Regions from separate parts of the Mus musculus genome. Here region 1 is linked to region 2. A link is a loop called in an ENCODE intact Hi-C map of the cell type or tissue named here. Cell type or tissue: left cerebral cortex. All regions are shown on one strand. Each heading gives the region's core, and the rest is flanking DNA. Links, peaks and the distances in the headings are about the cores only.

The links. A loop is a pair of places that touch in the nucleus more often than their neighbours do. Peaks named below come from ENCODE experiments on the same cell type or tissue, not always from the same donor. Only the 100,000 strongest peaks of a DNase experiment are listed, where the experiment ranks them.
Region 1: a loop joins it to region 2, with 8 times the contacts of the local background. A loop is called at or near these places in 2 of 42 quality-filtered maps.

What each region holds. Positions count from the first base shown.
Region 1 is chrX:7,397,862-7,413,466 of GRCm38, reverse strand. 2010204K13Rik (RIKEN cDNA 2010204K13 gene) reads left to right here. Exons shown (of 2, transcript NR_027924.1): 2 at 935-1,650. Among named protein-coding and RNA genes, the nearest start is that of 2010204K13Rik, 17 kb to the left of the region's middle. In left cerebral cortex, for the core only: no CTCF peak of the experiment used is centred there; a DNase peak (open chromatin) is centred at 8,320.
Region 2 is chrX:6,252,236-6,267,840 of GRCm38, reverse strand. No RefSeq gene overlaps it. Among named protein-coding and RNA genes, the nearest start is that of Gm46685, 25 kb to the right of the region's middle. In left cerebral cortex, for the core only: a CTCF peak has its summit at 6,197 (motif pointing left); DNase peaks (open chromatin) are centred at 6,186 and 9,179.

The DNA.
Region 1 (15,605 bases), core at 3,354-11,353, 1.1 Mb before region 2:
CTTGGATTTTGCTTCTCCAAACTTTCCAACTCTGAAACCCATTTCAGGAAAGCATGCAGAGAGTCTACTGGGGGGAAGAAGGGGACCAAAAGGAGGGGGCAGGCAAGCAGGAGAGGAGGACCAATAAAATCAAGTGTATGTGAAAACAAACACAATACGATCTACTGCTTTGTGCACTGGTTTTCAAAACCCAGTAACAGAAAGTAAAAGGTTGTAGAAACAATTCCTGGGTGGATGGCGGAGGACTACTTTACCAAGTTTGGTTAAGGTGTAATCCTATACTAGGCTCCAAGGGGGGGTTGTTTAGGAATTTGGGGGTTCGAAAATATTTGGTACAAATACATGGCTGATAAGAGGCTAGAAACTACAACCCAAAGGTAGCAAAGCAGCTGGGGTGAGTTGATGTAGAGACGAGGAAGGGCTGAATAGGCGCACATTCAGGGAACTGCTGTCTCTGCAGTTGTGCCTCATCTGTATGGTCTACCATTCTTTGCATACTTCTCTTTGGGCTGCCCAAGATCCTCACACTCTGATAGTTCTTTAGCTAACACCCACAAGTGTTGCAAACAAAGGCATTTTACCCAGGAGTGTGCATTTCACATTCTCTGAGTGATGGGTCACAGTCCATGGACTAGGGGTGGGGTGAGAATGTAAAGCAAGTCAGAAGCACGGGCTAGAAATTGCTCACTCTGAAGAGGACTCGCAGTCTGACTCTTCTCCAGTGCGGTGCAGTTTCAGATGACCCAAGGAGCTGAAGGATCTCTTTAACACTCTCAGGCCAGGTACTTTTGTGGTATGGTGAAGTTTTTGGTTTCTTCAAAACTACAAAAATGTTATGTGAATATGTTTTTGTTTCGATCTCAGGTGTGGGAGGATAGGGACTGCTTCAGACTGTTCACAGCAGCTAACTTTGATTTGTCTGGTGTTCTGGCAGGGGTGTGATTTTGCCAGCTGAAGGCAGTTTACATTCGGAGTTCCGCGGACTCTTCAGAGGCTGTAAAAATGCCGGAGTCACGAAAGCCTGCAAAGAGCTGTTGCTTGCCTTGCTGCTGCTGCTGCTACTGCCGTCCCTGCCCGTGCTGCAGCTGCTACTCCTGCTGCTGCTGCTGCTGCTTGTTGCTGATTGTTGCGGTTGCTGGTTGCTGTTTACTGTTTGCTGCCGGCTGGATTGCTGGATTGCTGATTGCCAGTCGGCGAAATCCTGGCGATGAAGATCCAACTTGCCCCAAGAAACAAGACGACCCTAAGAAGTAGTCTAATGATTTCAATACGCCCTTTCCCCCTCTGACCTTTCTCTCTTACCTTATGCTGGGGGATTGGAAGGGTGGCAGAAAAAAGAACCCAATAAAGTAGCCAAAAGTAAAGTTACTTTGTGGCTTATTATTCTTGTTCTTTCAGTGTCTTTCTAAAAATAATCTATACATTTTATTTGTTCCCTTCACTCTTTCCTTCTTTTAGACCTAATACTTGGGTGTTAAGCAAAGAATAGTGAGGGTTTTTTTTTCTAGATTGTTTTTATTCTGATATGAAAGATGCTATGTATAATTAAAAGCAAACTTTATTGAGAGTAGGGACTCAAATTACCCAGAGAAAGGAGTTTCTCCATTAGCACAGAATAAACTTCTTTCATCTATGGTTTGTGGGTCATGCAAAAGTATATGTGTTCATTATTGAGTGTTCTTCAAAGTAAGAGCGAGTTGTTGGAAGGGAGACTATATTGGTGTCTATAAGGACTTGATTTTGATTAGCACATAAATCAAATTTCAGTTGCATATAGCAAATTACTGTAGTTATTATAACATCATATACATTTAACACAAATAATTTGTTGTTTTCAAAGTCATTGGGAGGTTTAAAAGAGGAGGCATTAGGCTTGGGACAGTTAAAAAAAAACGGTCACAGCAGGAGGACACTTCTGCCACCACTGGGAAGCAGGACGTTTCTCTCCTGACAGCTGTGTGCAGGATCAAATAATCTAAACCTAAACCCGAGATTAGGGATCTTCTGCGGCAGCTTTTGGTTTGAGAAGCGTTCTCTCTCGGCTGTGCTACAGAGTGGTGGGAACCGGCTCCGTTGCATCTGTTGTCTCAGAACCACAGTGGCAAGATGGAAGGCACTCCTATCGCCACGTTTCTCCCTACTTGACTGCATTTTGAAAGGTAATTTTCACATGAGTATATCTGATTAGCAGAACCTAAATTACATACATTTTCTTCTTTCAGAGAAGTAATAGAGCCTTTGGCTTTCTAGCCTCTATTATAATGGGAGGCACATTATAAATGATCAGAAAAGATGTTTATCAAGCCAATTATGGAGTTTGCAACCAATTATTGCCTGCCTAGAAAGTGGCTTGCATCCCTGACCCTGACACACTGAGACCAGTCTTTCATGATGCAAAACGGGTCCAAATTAGATAAAAGCTTCAATTTTGAAGCAAAGCAAAACCATAATATCCCTGGACTGAGAAGCACTGTGCTTAATAAACCCTGCCCTGCTGGAAGTGATAGAGGCAATCACAAATGTAACAAGCCTAGGTACAGAGAGCGAGGGAACATTTCTGAGAAAGAAAGTAACATTTGAAAATATAAATTCTGAGAAAAAAAGTGCAATAACAAGTTGAGAAACCCATTAGGTGCATTTTAAAGCATAAAAAATAATTTGCAGGCTGTATTGCATTTACCATGTTTGTCTGTGGTGGAGACAGAGGAACGAGACTCCAGATGAGCGATATAACAAAGAACACAGAATAGCTGAGGGTGGTGGTGCACACATCTGTAAGCCCAGTATTTCAGAAATGGAGGCAGGAGAATCATGGTCTGAGACAAGCCTTAGTTATGTGAGATCGCCTTCCTCCATCCCCTCACACACACACACACCCCACAGTGGCATACAGCTCTACAGCTGTGGCTGGGCAGGAAGATCGTGAATTGGCAGCTGCATGGTTCAAATAGCAAAAGTGCTACAAAGTGTGACAACAAGGATGAAACTTGAGGACATTATGCTAATTCTAAGACAGATACAGTATGATTCCCCTCATATGTGGAGTGTAAAATAATCAGAATTGAGCAGAGTAAATAGTAGTTGACTGAGGCTGGGACAGAGGCAGAAATGTGAAGCTGCTATTCAGGGTGGGTATTATTTCACAGGGCAACAGGAATAAGTTTTAGAGATCCACTGTGTAGCATTGTGCCTTTAATTACCAGCCCTATAGTGGACATTTAAAAACCGTTCTTACCACAAAAGAAACTTCTAAACTGAGTTGGGATAATTAACTTTATGGAAATTAGATTTACAATCAAAAAGAATGATAAATCACCCCCAATTTTGAAATACACACGATTATCAACATATCTAAACATAAATGGCTTTCAAAGCTTCAAACATGCCACACAAGGTTAAAAATCTAATCAAGTATCTCCAAGTGAACTCTAGTAACATTCCATACCCTCAGTTTTGACACAAGATCATATGGCATCAAAGTAATACCATAGACTAATAAAAAGCGGTGCCAATGAAAAGCTTATCGAATGGGAAAAATGTACAATGCAAAAGTATTGAAATGCTTTTAAAATCTCACAAGCAGGAAAAGAATAGTAGCAAAATTGTTACTCAGAGACAGAAACCGTAGCTGTGGGCATTTATTTTCAGTCCATGTACAAATTCAAAAAGGTTAGTGAAAAATGTAAAAATCAAAGAGACAAAAATCATACTACTTACCCTCAAATGAAATCGAAATAAAATACTTTTAAAAACTGGGCTGCCTTGTTTGGCCTCAGTGGAAGAGGATATGACCGATCCTACAGTGCCAAGGTGGGTTGGTATATGGGGGTGGGGGGCTCCCCTTTCTCAAAGAAGAGGAGAGGGAGATGGGGAAGGGGTCATGGGGAAGGCCCTGGGAGGAGAGGGGTGACTTCAATCAGGATGTAAAGTGAGTAAATAAATAAATAAATAAATAAAATAAATAGGAGAAAAAACCTACAAGAAGAATATTTGTTTACAGGTTTTGAAGCATTACAAGAAAAGAACTCTCTCAAACTGGCTTCAAAGGTGTTCAAATTTACTGAAGGAGTTTATTGATCAGAAATATTTTGTTTAATATAATTTAAATTTTCCATACATTTACATATGTTTCCTAATGGCTACACTGAAAAAAATATATTTTTAATAATCCCCCTGTAGCTTCTTCAAACTGAGGTTCTCATATTGACCTTCCTACCATTAAATAACTGCCCCTGCTCCCAGCAAGGCTCAGTAGAGTTTCCAGCAATGTCTTCCATAACAGAGGAATGGTGCCATGAATGCACCACGACTGTGATAGGATGCAAAAGACCTGCATAGATTCAAGCCAGGAAAAAAAAAAACCAAAAAAAAAAAAAAAAAAACCCAAAAAAACCAAAAAAAACCCAAAAAGCAAACAAACAAACAAAAAACCCCAAAAACAAAACCAGCACGGAGAGGGAAGGTGGGCACAAAGTCCAACCCATAACAAAGAAACTATTTGCAATTAGTGCTTGCTGGGAGAAAGAAAATCCGTTTTCTCCAGTGGAATGACACTGGGCACATCAGCCACACTCCAGGGAAGGACTCGTTCGTGCTCAGTACTAGCTGACTAACCCAAAATGGATTCCGTATTTTTGTGTGCATTTTGTTGTTATGGTTTGTTGGGTTTTGTGTAGTTTTCTTTCTTTCTTTTTCTTTTTGAGCAAGAGGGAAAAAACACGGAGGTGTGTGTGTAGGGAGGTAGGGAGGATGTGGGAGGACTTGGGGGAACAGAAAGAATATTACCAAAATGTATTGAAAAAAATTAAAAATAATAAACGTCTACTAAAAAAGAAGTTGGACATATAGGAAAAAATAACACGAAATGAGAATGGACAGAAATCATGACCTACTGTTTTAAATGGAATTTTCCTCTAAGCTCTAAGTTGTAAGTTTTGACCAGAAATTTTCTTGCTTGGCCTGTGGAAAGCAATCTTGTTGAAGATATGGCAACAGAAAAAACAAAACAAAACTATATTTTCCTTGTTTTGAGCTCAAAATGCACATGCCTGCTGCTCTGCATGAAATGTGGGATTTCAGTCACTCCTCTGTGGGAGGTCACCTATTGCTTCACAGCAAAGGACTTTTACGCAGATGGCTGTTTCTAGCCTGGGGGCTGTCATTCGTTGTGCTAATATACCTTTGAGCCTTTTTTTGTTTTGCAACTTTGTCTTCATACTTCGTTATGGAAAAAAAAATGATTGTAGAGAGCAGCATAACAAGCTATTGTGTACAAATAACTCAGCTTCAATGTTAGGAAGGCATGATCTACTTTCTTTGAGTAATTTATCCACCTATCTATACTATACCACACCCTCACTGTGCAATTGCTCTTAGTCAATTCATAGACCTACATTCTATTCAACAGCTGTCTTGAAAACTGACATATTCTTTTAAAATGAACTCATCACTTTATTATAAGCCTAAGGTATCAACATGCATCCCATAATGTTCAAAGTTTCCTATTGTATAAAATGGTTTTGTAGGGAGTTTTTTTGTTTTTGAAATTATGATCTGTACAAAGCTCAAATGTGGCACAGCCACGTTCCAAATCTATCAGGTTTCCTATTCATCTTTTTTTTTTGACAATTTAAAATGTTTTATATGTGTGTGTGTGTGTGTGTGTGTGTGTGTATGAGTGTCTGTGTATGAGTCTGTGTCTCTCTGTGTCTGTGGGTGTGTGTGTGTATGTCTGTGTGAGTGTAAGTGTGTGTTACATATGTATAGGTCCATGGAGGACAGAACAGGACACTGGGTCATCTGCAGCTAGAGTCATAAGCAGTTAGGAGCTGCCCCTTATGGATTCTGGTAAATAGACTTGGTTCCTCTGGAAGAGCAGAAAGTACTCTTCGCAGCTGAGCCATCTCCAGCCATCCTTTCTTATCTCTGTTCCTGTGATCCCCTCTCCCCTTCTGCTCCCAATAAGGCCCCCTCTCACATTGAATTTGCTTTGTTTTGTTTACAGATTTAACTAATCTCAGTAGGAGCTGTCTCTGAAGGGACGCAGTCTTCCGGCTATAACTATCTGGGGAGAGAGCTGTGATGGACATTTTCTCACGGACTATCAGTAGCCTTATATGGACCAGAGGCTTTGCCATCCCTCTGAACTTCACCCCAGGGGGGGGGAGGCAATGCCATTTTCCCATGGGTCTGAGGCTCTGATCCTTGACATGGCTGGTTCATATCAACAACTCGCAATTTACCCAGGACTGCACACACTCAGGGCTTCCACTGCTTCCCATGGGATCCCATGAGCCCCTTCCTGATCCTCAGGTGACAGGCTCAGTCCTCTGAACATGCTCCGTGCATGAACTCCAGTTGCTGTGAATTAGTGACTGCAATGGCTGTGTCACAGCCAGGAGATGGCATTTTACAGTTCCTTTCCTTGTTTTCTGGCTTGTGCATTCTTTCCGCTCCCTTTTCTGCAATGTTCCCTGAACCTTGCCTTAGAGGGAGTGGTATACCCTATTTAAGGATGAACACTCAACTGTGTCTTATTCTCAGCATTGTAAGAGGCTATAAGTCTATGTTCACTGACAGTCACTGCAAAGAGAAGCTGCTTCTAGGAGGGCTGAGAGTAGCATTTGCCTATGGGTGAAAACACAAATATGGAGAAGGCAGTTTGGTGCCATGTCAATTCAGCAAAACAACAGTAGTAAGTGCTCCCCCAACCCTGACCATCCATATGTTTGTGATCCAGTTCAGTAACAGGCCTGTATATCCTCCTGTCAAGTGCAAATCCAATCCAAGGGCCTTTAGTTACCTTCATAACAGTCTGGCCACTGTTGTGCTACTGGCACATCTTGTATAGAAGCAGGTTGGCGTTTGTGGTGGTTTGAAAGAAAAGTGTCTCCCAAAGGCTCAGGTATCTGAACACCTACCTGGTGATGCCGGCTGGGATGGTTATGGAACCATTAGGAGGTAGAGTCTTGTTGGAGAAGGTACAACAATGGAAGAAGGCTTTACGGCTTCACAGTCTTACTGTACTTCCTGTTTGCTGTCTCTGCTATGTGTTTGAGGTTGAATATGTCTGTACTCTCTCATCTTTCTACACCACCTACCTTACTGCCCTACCTCCCTCAGCACATGAACACTCTGTCTGGAACTGCAGGTTCCAATCAATTCTTTCTACATATAAGTTGCCCTAGTCATGGTATTTTATCAGAGCAACAAAAAATAACTAATATAGCATTGTAGTTTATAGGGTTGACAGGTGATTAAGACTGTTGATGGACTGTCTCTCTCAGAAGGCTGAATAGTACCTTCAAGCAGTATGAAAACTAGTCAGGAGGGGAGAAGATTCTAGAACATTTTCAGCTTGATTTCTCTATAGCTTGCAACTAACATGTATGGTATCTTCAGCAACATGGCCTTAGCATCCAGTTTTGTGGGCAACCAAAAGTAATGGCGAGAGCCTTTATATTTTTGAGCGGGGACTTCTGGGGCCTTCCTGACCAAGAACTCATAAGGAGGCATCCCAGAGTGGTAAAGCCATTTTCTTTAAAAATGGCTTCTAGGAGCATCATTATTCATCCATGTATGACATTTCCCTTATAATTCTTTTTTTAAAGTTATATTTCTTAATTGGCTAACAAAGTAGCAGCTTTCCTGTTCTGGTTGTTTTCTTTTTCTTTTAAAACTTGACACAGCTAGAGTTATTTCGGAAGAGGAACCACAATTGAGCAAATGTCACCAGATTGTCTGTAGGCAAGATGTTTTTATCATTAATGATTGATGTGGGAGGGTCCTGCAAGATCACCACTCAGCCGATGATCAGGGTATACAGGAAAGTTAACCAAGCAAAGCAGTAAGCTACATCTCTTCCTGACCTCTACTGCTCTCCCTGCCTCCAGGTCCCTGCCTTGATTTCACTCAGTGTGACCAGAGAGTTATAAGACGAAACAAACTCGTTCTTCCCCATGTTGCTTTTGGTCATGGTGTCTTATCACAGCAAAAGAAGGCATTGTTGTTTATTTATATTTTTGCGTGGATGACTCACCTCTTGGTGAGAGATAGTGTACTGGCTGGTTTTGTGTGTCAATTTGACACAGGCTGGAGTTATCACAGAGAAAGGAGCTTCAGTTGGGGAAGTGCCTCCATGAGAGCCAGCTGTGGGGCATTTTCTCAATTAGTGATCAAGTGGGGAGGCCCCTTGTGGGTGGTGCCATCACTGGGCTGGTAGTCTTGGGTTCTATAAGAAAGCAAACTGAGCAAGGCAGAGGAAGCAATCCAGTAAGTAACATCACTCCATGGCTTCTGCATCATCTCCTGCTTTCTGATTTGCTTGAGTTCCAGTACTGACTTCCATCAGTGATGAAGAGCGGTTTGGAGGTGTAAGCTGAATAAACCCTTTCCTCCCCAGCTTGCTTCTTGGTCATGATGTTTTGTGCAGGAATAGAAACCCTGACTAAGACAGATTGGAATTACCCACCATTATTGTATGAAAGCCAATCTTTATTTCTAGTAACTTCCCCACATCATACTATAGATAAAACACTAAGTATGCAGAACAAATAAAGAGTAGTGCAAGCTGAATACTGAAAACTGCAAGAAAGAAATATTAAGTCACATATAAATCTGTCAGAATAGAAGCATATTTCTCAGCACACACTCTAAAATCTAAGAGGGTATGGAACAATATATCTCAAAGTCCTGAAAGATAACTTCTAACACAAATTACTAAGCCTATCAAATCTCTACTTAATAAGTGAAGGAAGAAAACCACGTGATGATAAACACAAACCAAAGGAATGGATGACCACTAAGCTATTGAGAATGCAGTAAAACCTATTAAAAAACAATGACCTCCCAACTCCAATACCTTGAGAGATAAAGGAATGAGGGTAGTATAGTGTATACTAGAATATTAACTCCTAAACGCAGCAATGGAAAGAAAGCAAGCTGAGCAAGAGCAGTTATCAGCTTTAGAACAATATAGCAGACAGAAATGAAAAGAAACCAAACAAAGAATGAAGGAGATAAGGCAGCTCAAGCGAAGGAGAAGTGAGGGAGGAGGGAGGAGAATGAATACAAACAGATAACCCGAAACAATTCCAGCACTTGGGAGGCTGACGCTGGGGAGATTAGGGCCCCAGGCTAACCTCTGCCCCATATTGAGAGCCTGTTTGGGGTGGGAAAGGTGCACACAGGACAAATTTGATTTACAAAATCAGATATTAAATACAGGGAAAAGTGGAGAAAATGAACAGGAGGAAAAATGAAGCATGCCAGCCTGTATCGCTGTTTCTCCTTATTTAATATCTGATTTTGTGAGATGAATTTGCCCTGGGTGCACCTTTCCCATCCCCAACAAGCCTGTAATTCTAGCATTCGGGGATGTGGAGGGAGAGGATCAGAAGGTCATGGCCATCTTTGGATACACATGAAATCTGAAGTCCTCGTGGCCTTGTCTAAAAAAAAATGGCCATACAAAATGAATAAAAAATATGTGTATATTTCAACTGTGTTGTCTGGTTTAATCAGTTAGAACTAAGTCTCTATCAAAGGCCCATAGTCAAAGAAAGAAAATCAAACAAAGAAGAAAAATGAAATGAGAGTACAAATAAAGAACTTTTAATGAAAAATAGCTGGATGTGTTGAGGCATGTCTGTAATTCTAGTACTTCAGAGATGTAGTCAGGTGGATCGCCATGAGTTCAAGACCAGCCTAGTTTACATAGTTAGCTCTAGGGTAGCCAGGGCTATATATGAAGACCTTGTCTCAAAACAACAAACAAACAAACAAACAACCCTGAAAACCATCCCCCAAACCAAAACCAAACCAAACCAAACCAAACCAAACCAAACCAAACCAAAAAAACCCCAAACAACAACAGCAGCAGCAGCAGCAACAACAACAACAGAACCCAAACCCAAACTTTTAATTAAAAATAAGAAGGCAAAGTCTTGTTTCCCATCCTACTCACTTGTAACAGGGAGTGAAGAGGGGCATAGGTTTTTTATACCACCTTGTTTTTCTTTTTCTGGTTATTTGGATTGTTGCCTACCAGAGAACAGAACCTTTGCATATGTTGCCCTGCCTTTTGAAAGCCAGAATCATTGTGTTTATAAGGTTTCTTCTTCCAGCAAACCTTCTCCCCGGTCATGGACTACTGATGAATTACTCAGTACCTGGGTTATCCCCTGTGAGGATCTCTTCTGACCGGCAGCTGTTGAGTGACATAGTCCTCACATGCCACGAGATCACCTGTGTTTTTTTTAACAGTAGTACAATTGATGTGAGCTTAGACCTTCCAAGAAGTAGCTAACAAGATGGCAGCAGATGCATATGAATTGTTTGGGGCACAGGTGTATAGGTGACAGAGAATGAAGTACATACATTACAATCCAATTCTCATACCTATGAGGGACAGGGGAAAAGGAAGTAGTCTCAGTCTGTAACAAAGTTAAAAGGAATATTGAGCCAGAAAATCGGTGTTCCCACAACTGCAAAGAAATGGAATCAAGGCTGGAGAGATGGCTCAGTGGTCCTGAGTTCAATACCCAGCAACCACATGGTGGCTCACAACCATCTGTAGTAGGATCTGATGCCCTCTTCTGGTGTGTCTGAGGATAGCAACAGTGTACTCATACATTAAATAAATTAAATAAATAAATAAAAAATAAATAAATAAACAAATCTTAAAAAAAAAAGAAATGGAATCAGTCTGGATGTCCATCAATTAATGAATGGATAATGAAAATGTGGCAATATATGCAGTGGAATTTTATTCCTACATAAAGAAAAGTGAAATCATGAAATTTGCATGAAAATGGATGGAAATGGAATATATCGTATTAAGTAAGATAGCTCAGGCCAGGAAGACAAACACTGCATGCTTTTTTTTTCCATACTAGGAGCCTAGCTTCTAACTTTTGAACATGTGCATTTATGGAGAAGTGAGTGTGTATAGATCTAGGAAAGTAGAGGCCCACAAGGTGAGGCAAAAACATATACATGATACAAAGTGGAAGGGAGATAATTGGGAGTGAGACGGTTCAAGTGAGATAAGGAAGAGAAGAGGGTAGAGAAACTTCAACCAAAAGGAATATAGACAATTGTTACTACTGTAGCTCACCCACTTAGAGCTACATGGTAAGATCCTATTGCTGAAGACACTACATGTGTTGGTCACAGAGCATAGAGAATTCAAGCTAGAACCAAGCTAGTAGTCCTTTCTTCTGGCCAGCTCTTATCATTCTAGGAGATGCTCTATGGGCTTCTGGAAGAGAACTACCATCAATAATTTTACTCAGCTGTGGGCCCGGTGTCCAGCAATAGTCTACGATACAGGCAAGATGAGCACCATGGGATTATACAGTGGTCTAACAGTGGGAATTCTGTTATGGGGGTAACCAAACACTTTCTAATTGGATTTGAGGCCCATGCCTGGGGAAGTCCTGAGCTCTAGTTGGGAAGCTACGGTTGTTGCTTTGCTAAATGAACAATGATGTGCCTGTCAAATTGCCTTCTAAATAGTACTGCAATTATCTTTGTTCAGAGAAGTTTCTTTTTGCACTTCTCGGTGACTAACACAGAGACTTAAAGCTGGCCAAAATGTTGAGAATAAGGGACAGCTGAATTCTCAACCATAAATAGAACATTTATATCAACCCTTTTAAGGCTCAGGAAACATAGCAGCTAGAAAGCCAGAGGAAAGGTGGGACCCAGGTATGAAATAATGATTTCTGGGCATGCCACAGCTTTGCATGTTGCTCTTGAGCTCACAGCAGCTGTTATTAGCTGTGTGAGAGCTACAGAAGGCTGGGCCATAAACTCCATAGTTGATGCTGGGGAGGAAAGACGTCTCCTTCAGTGGTGCCTGTACTCCTGTAAACAATCTCTCCTCCATGCTCCTTTAAACAGCTTTAATGAAACCCACGGGGTCACACATATATAATAGAAAGGAAAATATGAGAAGGTGTAGTTGGGAAGAGGAAGAGGATTAGCAAAGAGTGGGATGGGGACAAGAGAGAGCAATGCATGTATGCATGGAATACGATAAAATACATCATATACAGGCATACAAATGTTTAATGAAACTCATGAGCACATTTAATTAATTTATGCTGCTAAAATGGTTTAAAATCAGTTGTAACTGTGAAACTATGCCTTACTTTTGACTTCCATTCTTGGCTCCACAAGTATATTAGAGCCTCCTTAAAATGTCAGTCAGGTCTCAATATGTATGTTTCTTACTTTTTCAGTCTCGTAAACCCAAAAGGAAGGGCTGAAGAGATGGTTCAGTGGTTAAGAGCACTGCCTGCTGCTCTTCCAGAGGTCCTGAGTTCAATTCCAGGCAACTACATGGTGGCTCACAACCATCTGTAATGGGATCTGGTGCCCTCTTCTGGTGTCTCTAAAGAGACAATGTTACTCATATATACAAAATAAATAAATCTTAAAAAAAAAAAACGCAAAAGGAAAAGCTTTGAGCCCAGGTTTAGCATTAAGCCTTAGACAGTTCAGCCTTTAGGTCAGATCCACTACTTGACAGTGTCTACAGGAGTGGAGATGTGAGGTATGTGATCTGTGGCGTTTGCTATTTATTAGGCCATTTATGAGTTTCAAGAACCCTCTTGCTTCAGAGCTCAAATATCCTGAGTGTTTCCAGGGTCAAGGGCATCTCCTCTCATTGTTAGAATAACCTCAATTTAACTATTGAACTACCACCACGAAAGGCCAATTTTGAGGTGTGTTTGGGAATTTCTTTTAAGTGAACTGAAAGCTGTTCCTAAAGTTGTTGGTTTGGGACGATTATAGAAAGCATGCTGGACAAATTGAAGCAGGATTTCGTCTCCATAGTCATTTCTCTCTCTCCATTATCCAGTTTATGACAGCATCATGGTTGTTCTAAAATGTTTATTGTACTAAAACATGTGTGGCCTCTGATCTGGTTTTATTGGACTCTGCAGTACCTGCGAAGATGGCCTTACTTTGTCTTTGTGCTGAAGGTGAGGTTATGAACGGGCCTTTATCAAATATGACTGCTTTCAAAAGAAGAGATACATAGACATACATATAGGGAGAATGCCATATGACAACAGAAGCAGAGCTGAACTTGATGTGTCCACAAACCCAGAATGCCTGGGACTTCCCCAGACACCAGAATCTAAGAGAAATGCACAGAACAAATTGCTGCAGCTTCCAGAGAGCTCATAGTCTATGACCAGCTTCCGTTTCCGGTCTCCAGAATGAAGAATAACTTTCCATTGTTTAAAGCCGTCATGTTTGTGACATTTCCTCCCACAGAAGACCTAAGAAACTAAGAGATTCTCTCTCTGCAGTGTATATACGTGCATGCATGTGCAGGTGTAGATGCATGTTTGTGCACATGTGTGTGGAGGACAGAAGTTCATGTTACTTATAGAAAAAGGTCATCATAAAAGTATAACTTGATTTCTCCTGTGGTCAGTAGGTAGTTAGCTCCTAAGATTAGTCATAGTAATGATGATAAATAAATAAGACAGATCAATCAATATCTATGTAGCGATTTCTGTGGAGACAATGGAGGCTTTCCCAACTATTTTCCCACTCAATAAATGGTCATAGGTTAGTGCCCATGCAGAGGGCTTTACAGAGCATTCGAATGATCAAATTGAACCAGAAACAACAGAACAACTTGATTTCTGAATAATCATACAGGAAAGCTTGTGCATGAGCCCTGGTACTAGCTCTGTTTTAGAGGTGACACTCTCTCAGTATTTCCCCTATTTCTTTTGCGATGTCAGTGATGATGGGAATTGTTTCTGGGCATTTGAAGTAATGCTGGTCTCCATATGATTTGAACTCCAGAATGAGTGCATGACTCCTCTTATGAATTTGACTCTGCCAGAAGAACTAATTCTTTTTATATACCATATGATAAAGACCTATAGCTCTGGTTGCTTAGAGAAAACAAAAGACCTTGGTGTGTGTGTGTGTGTGTGTGTGTGTGTGTGTGTGTGTGTGTCTTAAGTCATGACCACTTTAAGCTCAAGTTAATCTTAATGTAGATATGCTGATTTTGTACCCTAGAATTCACCTCATTGACCCACTCTATGGGTTCTTGGGCTTTTGAACAGCTCCTTGTAGGATGTCAGGGTCTTGTATACAGTTCCCCATCTCTAAACAATCCTCACTTTTAATATGTTAGGCCTTGACCTAAATCCAGTGTAGAAACCCTGCCCTCTCAATTCATTTTGGAACTCCTGCATAGCCTCGGGAAATAATTAAGTTGTGGGGATCCTGCGTTCCTGCTTTCTTTGTTTGAAAATTGTAATGATGCAATGATCACACATCTGTGGATAGTCTTGCCTCAGAATGAAGACAACTTTCCTTTCTTCTTAGACTCGGTCTCTCATATGTAAAGTTAATAACAGGCAAACTTTATTCTAATCATATGCTTAGTGCTAGTGCTGGAAGGGGAGACGCTGGTCTCCAAAACCAACAGGGGAGTTTATATGTATATTTTGAGTATGAACCATGCTCTTGAACTGGGTCCAAATGAGAAACAGTCAAATTGTTCTTTTCCCTACTGATATATACCTCTTTAGATAATTAGCTACAATTATTAACTCACTTTCAAAACTTGGCATGCCAAGTGGTGTGTTTCATGGTGCCACCTTTGTATGTCCTTTGTATTTGTTATGTTTCCCTCACCCCCGCCATGCCTCTGCTACCTGCCTGTGGGCCCTTCCTTCTCCAATAACCTCCCTTCTGCATTTATCACATGTGTTCTGTTACTTCCCTCTCCCTTGAGTCTTTCTGTTTTCATAGTCCCCTTTCTACTTTTATGGCATATACCCACCCCCACTTATTAACATATTGAAAACTTCAAACCTAGGCGTACATAAGAGAGAAAATTTGTATTCGTCTTTCTGACTGTCACTTTCCTTAATGTAATAATTTCTAGTGCCACTCTCTTTCCTGCAATGTAATGATTTCATTTTTCCTTATGACAGACTAAAATTCCATTGTGTGCTTGAATCACCTGTTCCTTATCTACTCATTTGTTGGTAGGCCTCTAGACCGTTCCATTTCCTAGCAATTGTGAGTAGTGCAGCCATAAGCATAGATAGTGCTTGCTCACTCTTCTGCTTGGTCTTCCCCACCCAGTCCACTCAAAAGTTAAAGCATCTAAGTTTCTAGGTAACTCACGATCTATTCAAGTTGATACCTCAAAAATAACCATCACAACTATACACATTTTGTTTTATAGATGGTTTCTAGAAATCAACTAAAGCAAACATTTTTCCTTGTGTTTGTTGTTGTTATTGTTGTTTGTTTGTTTTGAGCCAGGGTTTTATTATGTATCCCTGGCTAGCCTGGGACTCTGTAGGCCAGGCTGGCCTCAAACTCACAGAGAACCACTTGCCTCTGCTTCCTGAGTGCTGGCATTAAAAATACACATCTTAGGGGCTAGAGAGATGGCTTAGTGGTTAAGAGCACTGACTGCCCTTTCAGAGGTCCAGAGTTCAATTCCCAGCAACCACATGGTGGCTCACAACTATCTGTAATGAGATCTCATGCTCTCTTCTGTTGTGTCTGAAGGCTACAGCATACTCATATAAATAAAATAAATGAGG
Region 2 (15,605 bases), core at 2,740-10,739:
ATGCACTGATCTATGGGTATAGCAGGATGTCATTAGGAATCATTTCATTGCTATGTTTCTTTAGTGGAATAATAGTATTTGTCTTTTTCCTAGGCCTATGACCCATCTAATCTCATGTCAAATAGGCTTTATGTCATGGAATGGGACTAAATTCCAATTTAAAAAGCGAGTAGTTTGTTATTCCCATAAAAGGCCACCAATTTTGGTGGGGAATTCAGTCAAAGAAGTAGAAAGGATACTGTTATGGACTCAATATTTTATTTAAATTTATATGTCCAAGCTCCTTGCTTCCCACATTGTGACAGTATTGGCAGATAGAGACTTTGAGCAGTGATTAGAAACAGGTTAGATCATGATGGTAGCGAACTCATGATGGAATTAGTGGCCTTATTACAAAAGGGATGGAACAGAAGGGAGGACAAGGTGAAGTTCATATTGCTTTTAGGAAGTGTGGCCTTCTGGTAGAGTAGTAGTTCTCAGCCTTCCTAAAACTTTAACCCTTTAATACAGTTCTGCATGTGGTAATACCAAACCATAAATTTATTTTTATTGCTACTTTACAACTGTAATGTTGCTACTGTTATGAATTATAATGTTAATATCTGATATGCAACCCCCAAAACTTCCATAATAGTGGTGACTCATAGATTGAGAGCCACTGCATGAGAACATGATGTACTTACCATGGGCAACATCTTAAAGAAAACTAATTCTTCCTCTACTGGTATATATTAATTGCTAATAGCTCTGTGGCAGTTTGAATGAAAATGAGCCCTATAGGTTCATGTTTAAATATTTGGTCCTCAGTTGGTAGAACTGTTTGGGAAGGATTAAGAGGTGTGGTCTTATGGGAGGAGCTGTGTCACTGGAAGTAAGTTTTGAGATTTCAAAATTCCATTCCATTTGCAATTAGCTTACTCTGCCTCCTACTGACTGATAAGGATTTAAAATTTTCAACTATTGCTCCAGTGCCATGCCTGCTATGTGGCCATGCTCCCTGCCATGATAGTCCTAGACTCTGTGAGCTGTAAGCATCAAATAAGCTTTTTCTTGTATAAGTTTCCTGGTCATCCCATCACAGCAATAGAATAGAACTAAGGCAAGCTCTTTGCTAAAGTTCATTTTTATAAAAATCACTTTTATTTCATTGAGTTTTATGTTTATCATTAAACTGGTATCACTGAATACTCATTATTGTAACTTTGACATCACAGAGTAAGAACCTTCTCAACTATTCTCTTTATCAACTTTATTCTATATAATCTTGGTCCCTTGAATTTTCTTATACTTTAAGGATTCCTTTGTTAATTTCTTCAAAGAAACAAGCTAACACTGTTATAGGATTTCCATTTAACCCTTAAATCACTTTGGAGAATATTAGCATACTAACAGTATTACATTTCCCACCAAGTTGAATTCTCATTTTAAAAAAATTCATACAGCAAATTTTGGTCATATTCTTTTTCCTTTCCCAGTTCCTCCCACATCACTCTCCATCTTCCTGCCAACCCAAAATTATATTCTTTCTCTTTAAAAAAACCAAACAAACATGGAGTCCTATTTATGTTCACCAGCTATTCATGAGTATGAGACATACCCTGGAGTGTGATACACCTAGTGTCACTTCACTGGGGGGAAAAAAAACTATTTTTCCATCTTTCAGATGGTATTAATTACAACTAGCTTCTTGGCTAGTGATAGAACTTTGTACCTACTTCTATTCCCCCATCCATAGGATTTTGTTGAAACTTGAGCTTATGCCAATCTTGTATATGCTGACACAGTCTTTATGAGCTCATATGTGAATTGGTTTTGTGTCTGAAAGACAGTTTCTTTGAAGTCATCTATCACTTGTGGCTCTTACAATCTTTCCACCCCCTCTGCCATATAAATTCCTGATCCTTGAGAAAAGGAATGTGATATAAACATATCATCTAGGGCCAAGCACACCAAAATATCTCACTCTCTTCATGTTATCTATTTGTGGATTTTTGGGTTATTATCATCTACTACAAAAAGATGCTTCTCTGTGTGAGGACTGAGTGAAGTGCCAATCTGTAGTAGTATGTTAGTAGGGGCCATTTTATTGATATGTCAATTTAGCAGAATAATAGTAATAAGTTTTCCCTATGGCTCATGACATATTAGGTTGAGGTTCTTGGCTTCATTAACAGCCCCAGATATTTATGGGTTCATGATCCAAGCCTCAAAATCCATCAAAAACGTCTTGTTACTCCTGTAACTTTCATACCTCTATTGTACCAGTAGCCATACCTTGTAGGCAAGTCCCTGTTGTAAGTAGGTCATACAGTTTGTAGTTAGGTGAGGTTGACTAATGAATATTTTTCCCTCCAGTAATATGCATAATGCTTTGTACCACTATGAACCTTAGCCAGTAGAGCCAAAGCTTCCAGTTGAGTATCAGTTAGGTTTCTCCATGCTTGATGGCATAAGTACAAGATGTCTTCTGCAATAGGTAGGATCTTACTGTCAGATTGTGAAGGATAATTCATATCACTGGCAATAGTCTGTAAAAAAAAATAGTCTGTAATGTTTGTGGTAAAGGATCTTTGGACCCATTTGGTCAATTTGATTTAAAAAATATGTAACCCATTCCTAGAATGGGCAGTTTATTTGATAGCATATAATGTCTAGTTGGGGTATTGTCATCCTCTTATATGATACCTCGATTTAAGATCATTTTGTATATGTATATATTTTAGGACTTTTTATTAATTCATGTATTTTCAAAAATTTTCTCTCAACAGTTTTTATAGTTTGGGGTACATAAATCCTGAAATTTTAGTTGAAGTACTGGACTTTCAGAAGACAGAATTGTAGAAAACACAATATTATCAGGCCCATATGATCTAGTATAATATGTTGAGTTGATTGTTCTGTGGACACAACTGGTGTCTTGGACACAGTATGAATTTTTTGTTTCATCCTGGCTCTATGACATCAGGATGATTACTCATTGCCACATTCTTCTCTTTTTAAAAATGAATATCATACTGCCTCATAGAGTTGTTGAGGAATTTTTAGATGAAGAAATAAATGACTGTGGAGCTGCTGAGGCATATTAAGCAACAAAACTATTGATTTCTATTTCCCTTTCCATTCCTAGTCATTATTCCCAAGGGAGGAGGGTGATTCAGGTGGCAGTGGTGGTAGTTGCTTCTCATTACAGGGATCCTTGGACATACTAGACAAGCTATTTACTACCAAGTTTTACCCCCAACTTCAGACATTTTTCTTGTATAAAATTAGATGGGCTATGACAGTTTGCAACTACACACCAATATACTTCTCATAAAGAAACAATGAAAAAGTGTAATGTTACCTTTACAGCAAAAAGTGGGTGAATAAAAACATACAGAAGTTGCCAAATTGAATTCCAAAGTGGTTGTACAAGTTTGCACTCCCCTCAGCAATGGAGGAATGTTCCCTTTGCCCCACATCCTCTCCAGCATGAGCGATCACTTGAGTACATGAGATATGTTCTTCTAGCTGGGCTGCCTTGCCTGACTTTAGTGGGAGAAGATGTGCCTAGTCTCACAGAGACTTGATGTGCCAGGGTTGGGGGGGGGATACCCAGGAGGCCCCCACCTGCTAAGAGGAGGGGGTGACTGAGATTGGGACAGTGAGAAGGATGTAAAGTGAATAAGTAAAAACATTAATAATAAATGTGTTAATTAGATAAAATGAATTTTATACACTCAAAGGAGATGAAAACACATTTTAATCTATGGCTTTTAATATTAAGCAAAAGCTATCTTAGTTTTCTAAAATCAAAACCATACAGAAACAAAATCCTCTAAGTCTTAAAGAATATAGGTATGTAATAGCCATTGGAATTGTGGAAGCCTTGGGAGAGTATTAGTATTAGGGTACTTGCTTATTTCTAATATACCCTGAGGTTCAGATAGCTCTCCAGCAGACCTGCGAAATTTATACCTTTTCTAAATAACTCATAGGTTTCAGTGTGCTTTAACCAATAATACAGTCTAGGAACTAACTGGGAAAAAAATCACAGATGGAACTGAAAAACTTATGAAGCATGCCTTTCAAGGCAGCTAGGCCAAACCAACTTCATGGTCCACTGCAAAGGACCATGACCTAACCTCAGTAGCCTCTTGTGAGACATCTGAGGGAATTTCTGCTTTCATCTGTCACCTACAGGTGAGCATTTATTTGATCGTTGAATACGAATCTGTCTATAGGGCCTACCATAGAGGCCCTAGTGATATAGGAAGGAAAAAGGCAAACATGTCTGCTCGTGAGGGGCTTGTTCATTTACTGCACAGCATGCCTTTGGGTACGATTGCCTTTAGAATTATATAGTTTTACTTAAAATTTGAGACTCAAAATAGCCTTGGTTTATCTGCAGCATCCAGCATGGCTCTAGGGACAGACTTGACTGTGGCATCCAGGGGATGAAGAAAAATCAGATAGATACCAGGACAGGAATCTGGGATTGAGTGGTCTGGGCTCTCAGCTGGAGAGATTGAGGCACACTTGAAGCTCATTGTGTTTATTATATATAGTTGAGCAGGGAGACAGGATTATTGTATGCATCTGGATAAGAAATCAGGGTTATTGCATAGAGATAAAAGAGGAAGCAGGGCTTATATTATACAGCTGTATCAATGGGGACATGTCTATTTAATCTTTGCAGGAGCAGTCTCTGTAGGGAACAGATGTTACACTGTAAATATCCAGTGGTGCGGTTAGAAGCAATATTCAGGCTGTAAAGATCCCGTGGGAGGAAGCTCTTGTGGACATTTTCTGCACACACTGTCAATACTTGCATTCGGTCCTCTAGGAAGGTTATGGCATCCCTCTGAGCCTGAGACATATCCATGTTGACAGCACAGACCCACTCTGGACTTCATTGACCCATGGCTTTCTCCACTTCCCAAATTTACCCCCAAGCAAAACAAAGGTAACATTAACTTCCCCATGGAAGGTGACTCTGAACTACAACTTATCTATTGCAAAGGGCTATTGGGGATGGCCCCTCTCTTAATACTTGTGAGAGAAGATGCAGGAGTAGATAGGAGATGCCAAACAATTTGTCTCAGGGTTTCTATTGCTGTGACAAAACACCATGATGAAAAAACAAGTTGGATGGGAAAGGGTTTATTGGGTTATACTTTCACATCACAAGGAAGTCAGGACAGGAACTCAAACAGGGCAAGGACCTGGAGGCAGGAGCTGATGTGAGGTCACAGAGGGGTGCTTCTAATGGCTTGCTTCTCATAGCTTCCCCATCCTGCTTTCTTATAGACCCTGGAACCACCAGTCCAGGGTGGCATCTCCCTTGCCAGGGCCCTCCTATATCAATTGTTAACCAAGAAAGTGCCCTAGAGGCTTCTCCAGAGGGCAATATTATGAGGGAATTTCCTCAACTGATGGACCTTCTTCTAAAATGATACTACCTTGTGTCAAGGTACATAAAACTAGTCAGCACGAACACCAGCACAAGGGCCAGGTGACCTCACTGAGAACTCTACGACTGAGATGGCCTTCTTGAAATCCAGCTAGGGATAAGGTTTGTATGCTTCCTAATGTGACAGTCATTGCATACATGAAGCTGTGCGACTTCACACTTGTACATGACTGCTCTTTTTCAGTGAATGGAAATTTCCAAAAGGCAGTCTCTTCACAGCACTTCTAGCAGCCAAGGGACCCAGTCCTTCTGTTCCTGAGGGGATGGACTATGCAGTGCAGAAAGACTGGACTTGGGTCTTTGAGACCATGTCCAACTCACACATCTCGTACTCTAAGATTAGAGGGTACTTTAGAATCCAGCCTCTTCTGCCAACCACATATCCTAAGTGTAGAGAATGTCCCTGATGCAGAACAGTCGTGGGGTGCTACCTCCACCGTGGCCACTCGGTGCCTCAAATACCCAGAGGACTTTGACTGACAGGCCTAATTGATCTATTTCATTTTAGGCTTCTACTGGAACCTTGTAGCTTCTGTGGAGACTCCAAGCGTAGGGACCTAAAGTAGATGTCAAATATTTTATCTCCACCACACTCTTCCAAAGATATTAAATAGCTGCTCCTGCATCCTGTGTGAATAGTCTGCAGAGCCAAACCTGGGAGTTGATCAGAGATTTATGAAGGATGCAGGCAAAGAGCTGCTTCCTCTAGGACACACAGTGCATGGGATTATGCTGCCACCTGGTGGCCACACTGCTGAAATGCCAGATAGAAGCCACAGCCTTATGTTTGGGTTGACAAAGTACATCCCCAGTACAGGAAGTCATCTTTAATGTGGGATTCCCTTTTACCCATAGAAATAAGGAAAACATTTTAAAGTTTTAGTTCAGGATATATTCAAAATGTGTCCTTTCCTATAGATTAGTTTTTGGACCACAAGTCAGATGTAGTCTCTTGAAGAAGTCTTTCTAAGAGCAGTCAGCACTTTCTTAACCTGAGTGGCCTTGATATAGTGTGTATGCCATTAACATGTGTAGAGAGTGGAGGAGGCCCTGAGTGAATGTGTGTTGTTGACATGAGTACAGTCACATCAAGTACCCCAATGCCATAAGCCCAAGAAAATTGGCAAAACCTTCCTTGTGTCAGGCTCAGGGGCATGGAAAAACCTGTCTTTTTTTTTTTTTTTTACATTTTTTATTAGATATTTTTTCTTCATTTACATTTCAAATGTTATCCCGAAAGTCCCCTATACCCTCTCCACACCCTGCTTCCCTACCCACCCACTCCCACTTCTTGGCCCTGGTGTTCCCCTGTACTGGGGCATATAAAGTTTGCGAGACCAAGGGGCCTCTCTTCCCAGTGATGGCCGACTAGGCCATCTTCTGCTACATATGCAGCTAGACACATGAGTTCTGGGGTACTGGTTAGTTCATAATGTTGTTCCACCTATAGGGTTGCAGACCCCTTTAGCTCCTTGGGTACTTTCTCTAGCTCCTCCATTGGGGGCCCTGTGTTCCATCCAATAGCTGACTGTGAGCATCCACTTCTGTGTTTGCTAGGCCCTGGCATAGCCTCACAAGAGACAGCTATATCAGGGTCCTTTCAGCAAAATCTTGCTGGAATATGCAATAGTGTCTGGGCTTTGTGGCAGTTTATGGGATGGATCCCCCGGTGGAAAAGTCTAGGGATGGTCCATCCTTTCGCCTCAGCTCCAAACTTTGTCTCTGTAACTCCTTCCATGGGTATTTTGTTCCCTGTTCTAAGGAGGAATGAAGTATCCGTGCATTGGTCTTCCTTCTTCTTGATTTTCTTGTGTTTTGCAAATTGTATCTTGAGTATTCTAAGTTTCTGGGCTAATATCCACTTATCAGTGAGTGCATTTCAAGTGAATTCTTTTGTGAATGTGTTACCTCACTCAGGATGATGCCCTCCAGGTCCATCCATTTGCCTAGGAATTTCATAAATTCATTCTTTTTAATAGCTGAGTAGTACTCCATTGTGTAAATGTACCACATTTTCTGTATCCATTCCTCTGTTGAGGGGCATCTGGGTTCTTTCCAGCGTATGGCTATTATAAATAAGGCTGCTATGAACATAGTGGAGCATGTGTCCTTCTTACCGGTTGGGACATCTTCTGGATATATGCCCAGGAGAGGTATTGCTGGATCTTCCGGTAGTACTATGTCCAATTTTCTGAGGAACCTCCAGACTGATTTCCAGAGTGGTTGTACAAGCTTGCAATCCCACCAACAATGGAGGAGTGTTCCTCTTTGTCCACATCCTCGCCAGTATCTGCTGTCACCTGAATTTTTGATCTTAGCCATTCTGACTGGTGTGAGGTGGAATCTCAGGGTTGTTTTGATGGCAAAACCTTTCTAAAAGGTGGATCTGCGAATATTGACCATGTTAGCAGAGACTTTCATCTCAGTTTCCTCCTCTAGGATGACTGCAGCCTGAGGTCCTAACAGAGATCTCCTATGGAGATTGGCTAAAGGCACCTCCCTTTTCAATGGCGTAAGATAAACCCGCCTCCTGAATTCACATTCATAGTCAATGGGCAGAGTTTGCGTGTTACTGCTGCAGATGGTGCTCTACATTCAGCCCCATGTCCCCATACACACACAATCAAAAAACAAAGCATAGAAAACATCTCATTATGGAAGCTGTAGTATGTCAAAGTGTGTCCCAGAGTATATCCCTCTGTCCACACATCTTCACTTGCAAATGTTCATTGCAATGAGTCTTCTGTGACATCCTCATCAGGACTCCCCCTGGTTATCTTGTTGTTGCCCTGTGTCATGGAGATCCTGCAGCTTTGGATGAACAGGACTGGCCCTTCATATGTCCCAGCAGTTCTTAGATTATATAGATTTGGGGGTGGGCCAACTCAGAGCCCTCAGTTTGGGTCTGGGTGATAACTGGGTGGTCAGGGTGTCAGATCCCAGAGAATCCTAAGTTACCTCTGACAAATCTTATTTATTTATTTATTAGCATTTAGACAGGATCTCACTATAGAATCATGCTGGTCTGGAACTCACTATGTAGACCAGGCTGATTGCCTTAAATTCACAAAGATCCACTTGTCTGTGACTCAAGTGTGTTGATATTAGGGGCGAGTGACATCACAACCATAGACTCTACCTTTTAATGCCATCTCATCAGTGAGTTGAACATCAACTGTGGACTGTGAAAGATCATGAATACTCTGTCTATAATACTCCATTGCATGCACCAAGACTGTCTCATGTACCAGCATTCTGGGTTCTGGGTAAGTATTGCCTTTGTACCCCATAGCATTCCAGTGTCTGAAGGTGCTTGCTGTTCTCAGGAGCCAGGTATGGATTCTTTGTCCACCCTCAATTCTTCTCCTCTGGGACAGGGGAATACTGGTGGGTGAGATGGTGACATATCAGAGACAGACACCTGAGAACAACAGAATATGAAGGAGTACTGGAAAGAGTGCAGTTGTGTGAGTGAGTTGTAACTGAAAAGCAAGGGCTGGGAGGAGGATGTCTCTTCAGATACAGTGGTGCAGATCACTGGCATCCCAGTTCATCCATCCTGGCTTCAGTTACTCCCCTGTCCTTATCGGGGTAGGGTTCCTGCTGATCTCTGACACAGTAGAGGGTGTTCAGGAAATCATACATCCTATTGTTCACTGTAGTAGCCTGATTGTTGGCAACTGCAGAGCTGTCACTATGGCTACCAGGAGATTATTTTCTATTAGGAGAACAGTGACTCATGCGTGAGTAGTGAATACTGTAGCTGTCAGTGGGGACATCATGTTTCATATGGGAACGCTGGCAGTCAAGATTTGCCTCTGGGATCCGGATATTGCTGTCTAGCTAACAAGCTGTCATAGGCTGGTGTACACAGAATAGACAAATATATAGTGAACTGTGAACAGTGTTGTTCACATGAGTGAAGGACCCCAGGAAGATCTCAAGTTCTGGGGCATTAATGCTGTCTTGGTAAATTAGGAATCCAGTGCTAGGACTGGATCACAGATTCTCCTAACAGACTGTAGTGAAACACTTGCTTTCATCCTTTGGACAGTAGTTGAGTAGTCAGTGATGATACTGCAGTAGAGCAAAAATATGTCCTACATTTTGGATAAGGGTTTCCAGTGATATTGCAGGATGAAATGGAGGTTTATGGAAATGAGCACACAGGCTAAGGCCATTGGAAAATGCAGAGAATACACAATGGAAAACATAATACCAATAGCTAAAGCAATGGGGTTAAACTGTGGTAGTATCAGTGAATGAAGATGTGAAGGGGGAAATAGCTGTTATGTGGCAAGACTTTTCCTGGGAGACACCACATGTGTCTTTATACTCCAGATAGGAATCCTGTATCAGACCAAAGTAGGAATAGTACCAAAGTCCAACCTGGCTTAGCTATGAATTTATTGGGGTTACTTACATGAATATGGGTGAGGGGTTCCTTACAGGAGCAAAAATGTCTAAAACATACAGCTGCTTTCACAAATCACAGTCCACCAGACTTCTCACAAAAGTGGGGGGTGGATACCCGAGAACACTTCCAGCCTACAGGCAGCTCAAAGACTTGGAGACTGTCCTTTCCAAGTGACTCGGTTGGTCTAAACATCTTCCTGACAGCTTGGCTGATCTAGCTTCTTCTGGGCAGTTGGTCTGGTTTCAGAGTCTTCTTTGCTGGTAGGTTGTCTGAAAGCCACTCACATCAGTCTTTTTGTTATACTTTTGGGAGGGAGGGAGGGAGGGAGGGAGAGGCCTAGTGAATCTGGCCAGTTTCAGGAACTTCCTCTTATTATTTGGGGTTATTTATCTTCTGGTTTTAACTCCACTGCAGGATGGAATGTTCCAATATTTGAGGAAACTGCTATACAAAAAGATCCGAGACATGTTTGGATTGAGGCATGAACCAAAGATACAGACCACACAGAAGCTAGAAGGACAAGTAGGTAGTGACGTGGGAGATTGGCTAGATGGTTGTCTTCTGAAGTGTTTTAGAGCTAAGGCAAAAGAGGGGAAAGGGAAATTTGGAGCAGGATGTGGAGAGCAAGAGAAGGGCAGGGATACTTGCCACGCAGCTGGCGATAGGTATCTGTCTCTACAGGGATGTTTTTCTTATAAAGGGGTTTGGGGGTTGGAAAACCTGTTCTTTCTTGATTGTGGGGTAGTACTGAAGAGGCAGAAAGCAGCAGGACGGATTCCATCTTGTCTTCTAAACTCTATTTTAAGCTGCTGTCACTGGAGTGATATGACTTCTACCCTTAAGGTCTGAGAAAAATCACGAAATGTCCCTGACAGTAGCAAAATAGACACAGTAGCTGTAGCTAACTGGTAACAGCAGAGTGGGCTAAGAAAGCATAAGTCTTTCCCAGGTCAAGATCCCTCTTTTTAGATGTGAGTTCTTCCCTTGTGATCTGAACAAATGCTAGCAGTTTGAAGGTTAACATTCCTTTACCCATTACCCAATCATGTAATGCCAAGCCTTGAGAGCCCCAGCTTGCAAACTTTTCCTAATATAAACCCTAAACCCCTAGAGCCAAGTGTCACTCTCCTAACCTGTTGTGCAGGGAAGGTTTGTGACCCAAGCTTGAGCTTAAATAAAGAATCTTATGTGCTTGCATCCAAGTTATGGTTCCTGGTGGTTGGTCTCTTTGGGGTTTTTGAAATCTGGGCACAACAGTGCTATTTACACACATTGTTTACAGAAGAGAAAAATGTATGGATTTGAAATTATACTTCAGTGAAAATAAAGTCAGCACCATCTCAAAATACATATTTATTGGCAAAATCAATAAGATATATAAGTTGTCTTTGAGTAGAAAGTAATTCAATTAAATAAGAGCAAAAGAATGGGGTGAATAAGTAATATTCCATGTCACTTGATTGGAAGTCTGCAGATTTAAATTCCATTTATTCCTCCTGAGTTGGTCCCTATATTCAACACTATATACAAGAACTATTTTGTGACAATGCCTGGTCTATATTTTTATAAAAATTAACTGTCAAAGCAAAGGAATATACACTTGACAAAGAGCAAGATCAGGCGCACAACATGTCAAAGACCCAATTTGTGGTGTCTGTGCCCCTGCAGGCCAGGGGAAACTGCCTTTTACAGTTAGTTCCAAAACATAGGGCTTCTCCTTTGTATCACCAGCCTGATTGAGCCTGGATTTTAAAAGACAGCTAAATCTTTTGAAAGATGACTGAAGACTATGCATGTTCATGTTCATATGCGTGTTCATATTTCATTTAGATTTTATAAGTGCAGTCTTTCACTGTAATAAAAAGACCATGTACAACATTTATCCAATTATTTCAAAATTTCAGTGGAATGGCAGAGATTTTAGAAATACAGCTTAGGTGACTCAAGAAAATATAGAACTATGAACTGACTAATAGCAATCAGAATAAATGAACAATAAAAATTATTTCCCCCAAGGAGTCCAAAAGTAAAATGACCACCAAATCTCAATGAGCTCATCAAATCTTAAAGAAAACCAAGTGATACAGGAAAGAAGACTCGATTTACATTTGTAGCATATAGACAGAAATGACAACATGCATATTCCAGACAAATGAAGACAGGAGACCAGGTTAGCCAAACTCAGGGAAATAAATGAAAAATAATGATGAGAATTATTATTTTTATTTTTTTAATTAATATTTTTATTAGATATTTTCTTCACTTACATTTCAAATGCTATTCCCAAAGCCCCCTATGCCCTCCCCCCGCCCTGCTCCCCAACCCACCCACTCCTGCTTCCTGGCCCTGGTATTCCCCTGTACTGGGGCATATGATCCTCGCAAGAGCAAGGGCCTCTCCTCCCATTGATGGCCGACTAGGCCATCCTCTGCTACATATGCAACTAGAGACACAGCTCTGGGGAGAATTATTAGCTCAAAAACTCATTATCATGCAGATAAAGGGATATGTCATGGCCAAAGGCTGATCATTAATAAAATCATATCAAAACCGACTATGTTAGCCAAATATAACATGGAGATCATCTCAAGCAATAATAAATAATAAAAAGTGACAAATCTCAAGCTACCTTTAAATCTTAAGCTTTTCATATCCCTAAGAAGTGAAAGGAACTCTATATTCTCCACAAATTGCTAAAAAACCATAAGAAGGCTAAGATGCAGTTTGGTGGCAGAGCTTTGCCTGCATGCTCTAAGCACTGGGATCTAATTTCAACATCACCAGCAAACCAGCAAACAGAAATCCACAATACCATACAAAATAGTAAACTAGTAAAAGCTTTCCTTTTGAAACTGAGGAATTCCCTTTAACAATTCTTTTGTACATCTTAATTCAGTGGATGAGAAGATTAATGGAAGTATAAGGTTGCAGAAGAGAAACAAATTTGTTATTACTCATACTGTTGTTAATGACTTTGCTATAACAAAAATTCTACATTTAAGTTCTTAAAGTATGTTTTCTCAGTTGGGGATGTAGCTTAGTGGTAGCGTTGCTTACTATGTACAAGGTCCTGGGTTCAAATCCTAGCACTGGGAATAAAAACAAAACATGGCAACTGGATAATATATATGAATGAATGTGTGTATACATACAAATACACACATTTATATAACTGAGTATATATGAATACATATATATATATTTACATACATATGTAACTTGCAAACCTATTTATAGTTTTTAAAAGTAATGAAAAATGAATAATGTATTCTCACCAAAGTATCAAAAATAGGGGTGGGTCTAGTCAGGCATACATAGCAGATTCATCAGTATGCCTTTCACTCATAAAATTAAGCTATGATCCTGAGTAATAATGAGCTGAAAGAAAGTGCTAAATTATCCCTTAGTGCTGGTGGATAGAAGGAAGGAAATCCACTGTGGGAGATTAGATCCCTTACGGTACAAGGCATAATTGGCAGAGAAGCTGTATGAGCCAGGGTGCAGCTGATCCCAGTGGGGACAATTGAAAAAGCAGCTCTTAGGAGGGCTCAAAGTTAACAGGCTGCTGTTCTCTTGTTTGTCTGTTGAGAGGGCTGCTAATTACTTTCATACAGACATTACAATGTTGCCATGAAGGATCCTCTGTTCTGGACCAGTGGCTGTGGGGACATCAAATAGCTGCAAATCTTCATCAAGGAATCACTGTTACTGCTAGAAAGGGAAGACAGTCTCACCTTCTTTCTGTATCCCTCCACTGCCCTCTACTGGGGCAGTTTAATATTGTCCATGAAAAAAAGATGCTTAATTTAGTGTTTTCATAGAGTATGCAGTCAGAGCTGGGAGACAATAAATTGATGATTGATGCAAAATCACAAAATAAGTATAATGCAAAGGGTGGTAAACCTGTTCAGAGGCTCTGCTGTTGTAGGTTGAATGGTGCTTCTGTTTATGGCGTTCCTCAGAATGAGCCTTTTTGGAAATAGAAACATTTCAGCTCTAAGAACTTCAGGGGATCTAATTAGAATTGACCCTAGAGTTTTTGAAGATGAAGAATTAGAACACAGAGACAGACAAACTTGAAGGAAAGATCACAGGGAGAAATAGCCATCTATGTAGGAAACAAGGAGCAAGAAGCAAAACCAGTTCCCATCCACAACCCAGAAGGAACCAAGCCTGCTAAGATTTCATATTTCTAGCCTCCTGGACTTCAAGATAAACAACTCATGTCTTTTTCCTACTCAGTGATAGAGCTTTGTTACAGCAGACCAAGCAAGCTAAAACAAAATTTGCTACTCATAATTCGGGTACTAATGTAAAAAAAAAAAAATCAACTTAAGATATAGGTGCAAGTTGGAATTAGGTAAATCTGGAAGTATGGCAAGGCCTCAGGCCAGCTTGGGAAAATTTAGACACAAACAAACTGTGGCCAAAATTTAGCCCAGAGGCATAAGACGATTTTTCCTCAGAGCCTAGTGAAGAAACTGAATCCAGGAACACCTTGTTCTTACACGTATAGCCTCTGGCAAACAAACACGGATACCAATTTGATGTTCAAAAACAGAGAAATATCCTTTGTACATTAGTTGGGCAACAGTACTATAAAATGTCAGTTCTCTCTAAATTATTTTTTAAGATTCAATATATCCATCAAAATAATTATGTAATACAGCATTTGGCATAGTGGTTCTATAATAGCTTTTCTATTAGCAGTTTTCCTTTCAATGGTTTCAGTAACCTGCAGTCAACTGAAAAATATTACTTGGAAGGAAGGTTCTAGAAAAAATACAATGTTAAATCGAGTGCCATTCTAGGTTAGCAAGATGAGTTTTCATTATGGCTCATCATATCCAGGAAGTGAGTCATCTCCTTGTCCAGTGTCCTCATATTATGTGCTAACCAGCCTGGAGTTGCTCTGTAGCTATATTGGTCGTCACATTGCTCAGCACTGTGGTGAAGTGCCACACACATTACTTCCTGTGCAACCTCAAATGACACAAATGAATTGAATGATGTGGGGAGGAAATAATAATTACTCTGAGGCTCTCAACTCTTTTTGTCAAAATGTATACAGTTAAATGCATATAGGAAAAATCAAAATGTAAATTCACCCTCACGCATTGTTTTCTTCAGAATGTCAGTGTGCCTCATACTGTGACAAGGACTATATTACCTGCCATTAGAATGTGGTTGTTCTGAAACATTCATGAGATGGAAGTTTTGCAGCAATCAAACTGAAGAAATTACTGCTGTTCGCACCAAGATAAATGACTTTCACAAGTGTGAGCAAAAGTAGCATGTCAGCGGCAATAGAGTATGACCTCATGTGACAGCATTTAAGAGGGGACAAAGCCAGGGCATAGAGGGGTAGAAAACGATTGCACATGTATACACACACGCTGTGTCTGGGAGAGGACACACGAAAGGTCTGTGCGTTACAAAATGTCTGCCATTTAAACCAAGTGCTGCTTATGCCACTCTGTACCTTATAACTGAACTGTGCCGATGGTTTGTATCATATATTATAAATTACTAATACACATTTAATTATATCATTTGATTAAAAGCAAAAGTTTTGAATTAGATAGAAAAGCTAGTAGAGAAGAGCGAAAGCAGCATCCAAAAGGCCCTGGGTGCTATATCCTGACATACACATAGATATTATATACACTTTACACAAGGATGCATGTATAGAGCAAACTTGTACAGTAAACATCTTATGGTAACCATATAAAGTTG